Regions from separate parts of the Homo sapiens genome. Here region 2 is linked to region 1. A link is a contact called in ENCODE Hi-C data. All regions are on one chromosome and are shown on one strand. Each heading gives the region's core, a stretch centred on a gene start or an enhancer-like site at or near the end of the contact. The rest is flanking DNA. Distances are from core to core; before and after follow the strand shown. Region 1 overlaps CTBP2 (C-terminal binding protein 2). Region 2 has its middle 150 kb from the start of LINC01164.

The links. Hi-C counts contacts between places; a loop is a spot of excess contacts on that map. Pooled maps may share reads with other maps.
Region 2: a map with no recorded cell type shows a loop between it and region 1 (36-fold over the local background). The contact joins two enhancer-like sites. A Hi-C loop is called at or near these places in 2 of 37 single-sample maps with no recorded cell type and 2 of 50 pooled maps.

The regions. Positions count from the first base shown.
Region 1 is chr10:125,063,073-125,066,491 of GRCh38, reverse strand. The region is part of intron 2 of CTBP2 (C-terminal binding protein 2); the gene reads left to right. Among named protein-coding and RNA genes, the nearest start is that of MIR4296, 32 kb to the right of the region's middle. RefSeq lists an enhancer at 2,912-3,419. Within about 2 kb of position 1,616, at least 15 of the 41 ENCODE cell types and tissues checked have a DNase peak (open chromatin) inside an H3K27ac peak, as active enhancers do.
Region 2 is chr10:131,639,702-131,643,120 of GRCh38, reverse strand. No RefSeq gene overlaps it. Among named protein-coding and RNA genes, the nearest start is that of LINC01164, 150 kb to the left of the region's middle. RefSeq lists an enhancer at 1,416-1,565. Within about 2 kb of position 1,785, at least 2 of the 41 ENCODE cell types and tissues checked have a DNase peak (open chromatin) inside an H3K27ac peak, as active enhancers do.

The sequences.
Region 1 (3,419 bases), core at 367-2,866:
TCTAGGGTGCTTGGCCGTGCCTGCTTCCCCCGTTACATCTGCGCACCCTGCTTGCCTTCCGTTCCTGCCCTGCACTCACCTAGCATGGTGCATGCACCTGACTGCTTAGAAGGCACGGGACGTTCTGACTTGATGTTTTCCCGATTTCTCGCTGGTCCTGATGTTGGTAGCTCCATGTGACACAAAGCATTGAGTCTCTGGCTCTGCTGGGGTTAGGATTTGGGATGTGGCTTGGTAGAGGGGTGGCTGCCTGTGCCTAGCCATCGCCATGTTAACAGAAGCTGTGATGTAGGGGCTCATAGCTCACATCCCTCAGCCAAGAGCCACTGGTCACTCAGACGTTGTCCTGGGTGTTAGGACATCAGCCTGAGCATTAGAGGGAGTTCACCATCAAGAAGATGACGGCTTTTTTTTTTTGGCTAGAGTGCCATGGCACAATCAGGGCTCACTGTAACCTCTGCCTTCTGGGCTCAAGCGATCCTCCCACCTCAGCCACCTGGGTAGCTGGGATTACAGGCGCATGCCACCAAGCCAGGCTAATTTTTGTATTTTTCTTAGGACAGGGTTTCGCCATGTTGCCCAGGCTGGTCTCAAGCTATCCTAGGCTCAAGCTATCCGCCCACCTCAGCCTCCCAAAGTGTTGGGATTATAGGTGAGAGTCACCACACCCAGCCGATGATGGCATTTTTCTGATAGACTGGAAAGCCAGCTGAATGAAATAGCTAGAAGAGGACAGTGACCCTCAGCTTCTTCATATGGAGCACGAATGGATGTAAATTTAGTGGGATTTCTTTTCCACTGGGGCTGGCCACAAGAGCTGGCAGTGTGCTCCTACAGTGAGTCCCTCCTCTAACTTTACCTCCCACTTTCTCCCTCCGGCCCCCTTAGCTCTCAGCTCAGAGACCCACAAAAACAAATCCTGGGGAGCTGACTGCGCAGGATGTGGACTTGGTATTTCCCTGATACTGGCATTTGTTAGCCGGATCCTGCCTCTTCCCTTCGCCACCTCGCCTTCCCCAAAGCCCCTGCGGGCTTTGCTCTTCCTTCCCTTTATTTTGCTGAAGTTGACAGTCAGGTATGAGCTGCATTAAAATGTTGACTCATCCTTGGGTTGTTTTCAATTTTTTAAAAAGTGCACATTGAGAAAAGCACAGATTCATGTGTGCAGCACAGGAAATCATCACAAAGAGAACAAGGCTCTTGTTGGGGGCATTTGAGTTCAAGCAGAGTGCCCCAGTTGCAAGACTTCCATTTGGATCTGATGATGGCTGGACCTCCCTGGAAAGACTGGAACCTGAAGAGCCCAGTCAAAGAACAGTCTGTCAAGCAGCCCCTCCGCAACCACAGTTTTTGTGCAGAGTGGTTTGGGGAGCCCATGGAATGGGGACAGTACGATGTATTTTCTAGTGGCAAACATTTCATCATCAAGTGAGAGTTTCTTTGCTGGGCATTTCCTGTTCTGTGTGAAACAGTTGTGGTTACCTGTGGGTGTGTTTCAGATAATCATTAGAGCATATTCTCTGCTCGTTAAGCAGTAAAACCAGTGAGGTGGGGAAGCTTGTGAAACTGAAATCCCAAATATGCAAAACTTGGCAAGAAAGTAGAGAAGAGCCAGACCAGCTCTGAGCTAAGTCACCAAACCAGAAAGGTTTCATTCTTTGTCTTTTCTTCCTCTGTCTTTAACCACAAGCCTTGGGCTGAATCCCCACATCTCACTACACAGTCAGGGAAGCAGGGTCAAGGCTGACTGGGGACACTGGCGTGGCGGGAATGGGTGAAGTCTCCTGGGTGGATAGTCACCTCTCTGCCTTTTTTGAAACTAAACTTCTCTGATTTTTATTTCAAGTTGTCCTGAAGAACATGATTCTAAAACAGATTCAGAGCACGCACTCTGACTATAAATAGAACATAAGGCAAACTTGGACAATGGATTGTGGCACTTTTTTTTCATGTACCTGAAATTCTTAGAGTTGGGGCTCTCTTCCCTTGAGAAGTAGAACTGCTATTCTTCGGAGACCGATGGGTGACCTCAGCATTGTCCTCACCAAGAACGCTGTTTCCCCAGGGATTGCACCCCTCCCACCACAGTTATTTTTCTCTGAAGGCCTGAGTTTGGAAGAAGTACTTGCCTGTTCCCGTAATTATGGAAACCGGAAGGTAACTTACCTGTTTGTGCCTGGCCTAATTCAGATTAGAAAAAGATCAATCCATTGTTGTCTAATGGACAGGGGACAAATGATGAAGAAAACAGAAATAGCCCATAAAATGATAGGGATGTCCCGGCTCCCAGGCAAACTCTGGTGAAAACCGAGGAGACTATGGTGTTCCCTGAGGTATTCACCATCTAACTGTCTTCCACACCATATATATAAGCTGTTTATAAATTCTTTGTCCTGGCCAAAAATACAAAACCTACTGGCAGTGATTTATTTTTTTAATGCATTTTAAATAACTGGATTCCTATGTGGAATTGGAGTTGGATAATTAAATTACGATGGCCTCTAAAGTTGGGGTGCGGGGGGTTGAGGGCTTCAGCAGAGAGCACCCCTGGAAGGTGGCACTGCAGCCTGGGGGTGGGGGAAAACCGTGCCTGATGGAGTTGCTGCAGGGGTCCCTACACGGGGTGTCCACCCTTCTTGCCCAGACACCCTGTGGCTTTGAGAATCGCTGTGACATAGCCACGGGAGAGCTGTGTCTGCTTAATGCTTTTGTTTACTTTGGAAGTTTGTCCTACATGAATGAATTCGCAAAACTTACATTCCCCGTAAAGCTGTCACTGAGAGAAAACACAGCAATAACTCAGGTGATGTAGTTAAACCACCATTGAGTTTGCGCCATCCATGAGCTGATAAATCGTACAGCTTCATTTGGTAGGAATCAGCAATTTTATGTGGCAATTAATTTTTACTACTGTAGGGGAGCCAGAGGATGAGCATTTTACTTCGGTTTTGTGTGTGTTGAGAGAAACTTAACGGTTTTGCCACAGCAAGAAAGGATCGTGCATGAGGCCTTTCGCACGAGTCGACGTGTTTGGGTGTTATCCTGGGGTGTCCTTGCCAGCTTTTGTTGGTTCCTCACGTGGGCAGAAGAGTGAATGCTCAGTCCCCATCGGGGTGCCACAGGCCTCATGACGTGTGGGGTAAAACACGTATGTGGCTTGCGGAGAAATAAATTCTCCGTATTTCTTAAGTATGATGTTTTTCCCCACCAGACCGATTCGCCCATGCTGTTTCCACATCAGAGATGAAGATGTGCGCAGAGTAACACGTAATTAGCTTTCCAGATTGCTTCGTAGAAGGATAATGTGATAATTTTCCCATTGTTCGTTTTTGGTTCCACCAATGATGGCCATTTAGCACAGCACACAGTTGCGGCTGAGGTCCAGCTCGAGGCTGGCCGAGGCTGTGCACAGCTGCCCA
Region 2 (3,419 bases), core at 536-3,035, 6.6 Mb before region 1:
TTGTGCTGGTGGCCTGCCAGGAGATGAGAATGCCCAGCTAATCTGAGCCCCAGAAACCCACAGAACAAATGCAAACCCGGCTGTGAGTAGAGCTGCCCAGCAGGGCCCAACCTGGGTCAGGCTGAAGCACATGGGCCTGCAGAGCCATGCACACTAGAATGAAACCATCGTTGGAAGCCAGTGATGTTTTGAGACTGTTCACTGTGCAGCATTATTGTAGTAGCATTTGGCCAGTCCAGGAAATCACAGAACAGTCTACACGTGTGGTCCTGCATTTGTAAGAAAAGCTGCTATGTGTGGATCGAAATGATTCTTTCATATTTGTGCCTGCATATAATTATAGAATGACAAACAATAGAAAAAGAGTGTTTCTATTTCTAAAGGGGTGGTACAATTATGCAATATTTTTATTTGCTCTTTTATGGTTTCTTATAAACACGTAATTTGTGTACACTTTTTTTTAAAAAAAAACACATTCTTTGGGGAGAAATCATGAACTCTCCTTTAGCTATGCAAATATCTCTGAAATCATAACATTAAAACTTAAACCTCCATCAGGGAGGCACTTTCTAGAATACTCTCTAGATAGGGTAGTGGCCTTGCCTATTTTACTTCCCCATAACATAGCACATGGAAGTATCTGATAAATGTTCATTGAATTAAATCAAAGGCTATTCACATATTGCCACCCAACCTCTATTCCCTGAATACGGTTCTCAAAAATTATCAGGCTGACAGATTTTTATGTGAAATTCACCTATGATATTAGCCCTTTCCAATTCCAAAATGGCTCAATCAGAAAACATTGACTGAATCTATAAAATGCAAGGGTTAAGGTGAGTTTCTTCCACTGAGGGATGGTGGCAACTCTTCTTTCTTTGCTTGTTGGTTTCTTCTCAGTGACTTTTGATCTTAAGATGAGAGGCTGTGTTCCTGGCCACTGGTCCTACAGGGGGAGAAGCAGCAGGGTCTTGGCATTGGTAGCACAGCTCTGGTATAGTCTAGAAACAGGTGTCTTGCTCCCCTTGTCCAGTGAGACTGTGAGTGTGGGGGGGAAGGAGCTGAGACTTGTGGCCAAACAGCAGCACACTTCCGGCCACGTCTGCAAACATCTCGCATGTGCTGGTCCACGTGGCAGGTCTGTGGCTGCTGCTTTCTTAAATATCATACACCACACATAATTTTTGTTATTAATACATGATAGTGAGAAAAATAAAATATTGCACATTTCCATTATTTTTGCAAATTCCATGCTTTTGTTTATACTATTTTTGAGGGCACATTTCTTTCCTCCTTGGGGACATTTCTAGAAATTTACCACTCTAGTCTGTATAAGGATATAAGCCTTTGTGGCCCATGTATACAGATATAGGCCTTTCGAAGAAATTTATAAAAATACGCAGATTCGCCATATCCGGAAGTAGATTTGGATGATTTCAGCAGCAGCAAACATGAACAGGGCTGTGTTCCCACAAGGAAGTGGCTCCTGTGAGTCTTGTGGGAGCCCCTGGGGACTTCTGGTGCCCTTCTTTTTACTGCACTCCAGGCAGGGAGCTTTATGCTTGAACTGCTAATAGTTTTCTTTGAAAATCAACATTTCCGCATGTTCTGATTTGACCTGAGCACAACCTGAGCAGTGGTGTGGGGCCACGTGGTGCGGGTCTGGCTTTAGGTAAATATGGAACTCTGGTGTGTGTGTTTGCTCAGGCTTAACACATAGAGAGTGGGGCCCTCCACCTGCGGTGAACAGGAAATGCTGGGACACTCACAGAAAGTGACAAGCTTTCTAGAAATGAGCCTAGGGAACTCCCCTCCTGGGGTGACCTCAGCATATTTGACTCCTGACACAGCTTATGCTTTTGCTGTATCCCAGAGCTTTTTGCATGTTGTGTCTTTATTTTCGTTTGTTTCACAGTTCTTTCTTTCTTTATTAATTTCATTGTGTACCCAAAAGTCATTCAGGAGCAAGTTGTTTAGTTTCCTTGTACTTGTGTGGTTTTGAGAATTCCTCTTGGTATTGATTTCTAATTTTGCTCCACTGTGGTCTGAGAAAATGCTTGATGTGATTTCAGTTTTTTGGAATTCATTTAGACTTGCTTTATGACCGAGCATGTGGTCAACTGTAGAGAATGTTCCATGCAAAGAAGGGAAAAATGTATATTCTGTGGTTGTTGGATAGAGTATTCTGTAGATGTCTATTAGGTCCAATTGGTCATACATCTAGTTTAAGCCCAGAGTTTCTTTGCTAGTTTTCTGCCTTGAGGATGTGTGTAGTGCTGTCAGTGGGGTGTTGAAGTCCTCCACTATCATTGTAATACTGTCTATGTCTGTTCTTAGTTCTAGTAGTATTTGTTTTATAAAACTGGCTGCTTTGATGTTGGGTGACTAGATATGTAGGATGAACCCTTTATCCCTTTTTTATATTCTTTGTCTTTTTTTTTTTTTTTTTACTGTTATTGTTTTAAAGTCTGTTTTATCTGATATAAGAATAGCAACCCCTGCTCTTTCTGTTTTCCATTCGCATGGTAGATTCTTCTCCATACCCTTACTTCAATCCCCTGGGTGTCATTACATGTGACATGGGTCTCTTGAGGGCACCAGGAAGTTGGTCTTATTTTTTAAAATCCAGTTTGCCACTCATTTAGGCCATTTACATTCAAGGTTCGTATTGATATGTAAAGTTTTATTCCTGTCATAGTGTTGTTAGCTAGTTGCTTTGTAGTTTCAATTGGGTCATTGCTTTATGGAGTCTGTGAGCTTTGTACTTATATGTGCTTTTATGGTAGCAGTATTACTCTTTTGTTTTGTTTGCATGTTTAATACTTTTTTGAACATTTCTTGTAGATCCAGTGTGGTGGTGACAAATTCCCTTAGTGTTTGCTTGTCTGGGAAGTACTTCATTTCTCTTTTGTTTATGAAGCTTGGTTTGCCAGGATATGAAACTCTTGGCTGGATTTTTTTTTCTTTAAGAAGGCTAAAAATGGGACCTTAATCTCTTCTGGCTTGTAAGGTTTCTGCTGAGAAGTCCACTATTAGTCTGGTAGATTTTCCTCTATGTGTAATTTGTCCCTTTTCTCCAGCTGCCTTTAAGATTTTTTCTTTTGCATTGACCTTGGATGGTCTGAGGACTAAATGCTTTGGGGATGGTCTTGTACAGTATTTTTCAGGAGTTCGTTGAGTTTCTTGAATCTGGATGCCGACCTCTTGTGCAGGTTCCTTCTCATCAGTGGAAGCTGTTACCTCTTATTGTTGAACTTACTTTTGTTTGAATGGGATCCCCCCTCCAAGGGTGTGACTGTTGCCCCTGCTGGGTAGGGCCCTTTGGTTTTGGTTCTATATGATTTTAGGGGGCTTAGGCTCTGAATGAATTCCTTGGTTATAGACAGCCTTTGTGCAGTGGGTTTCTAAATGTTAGTTGT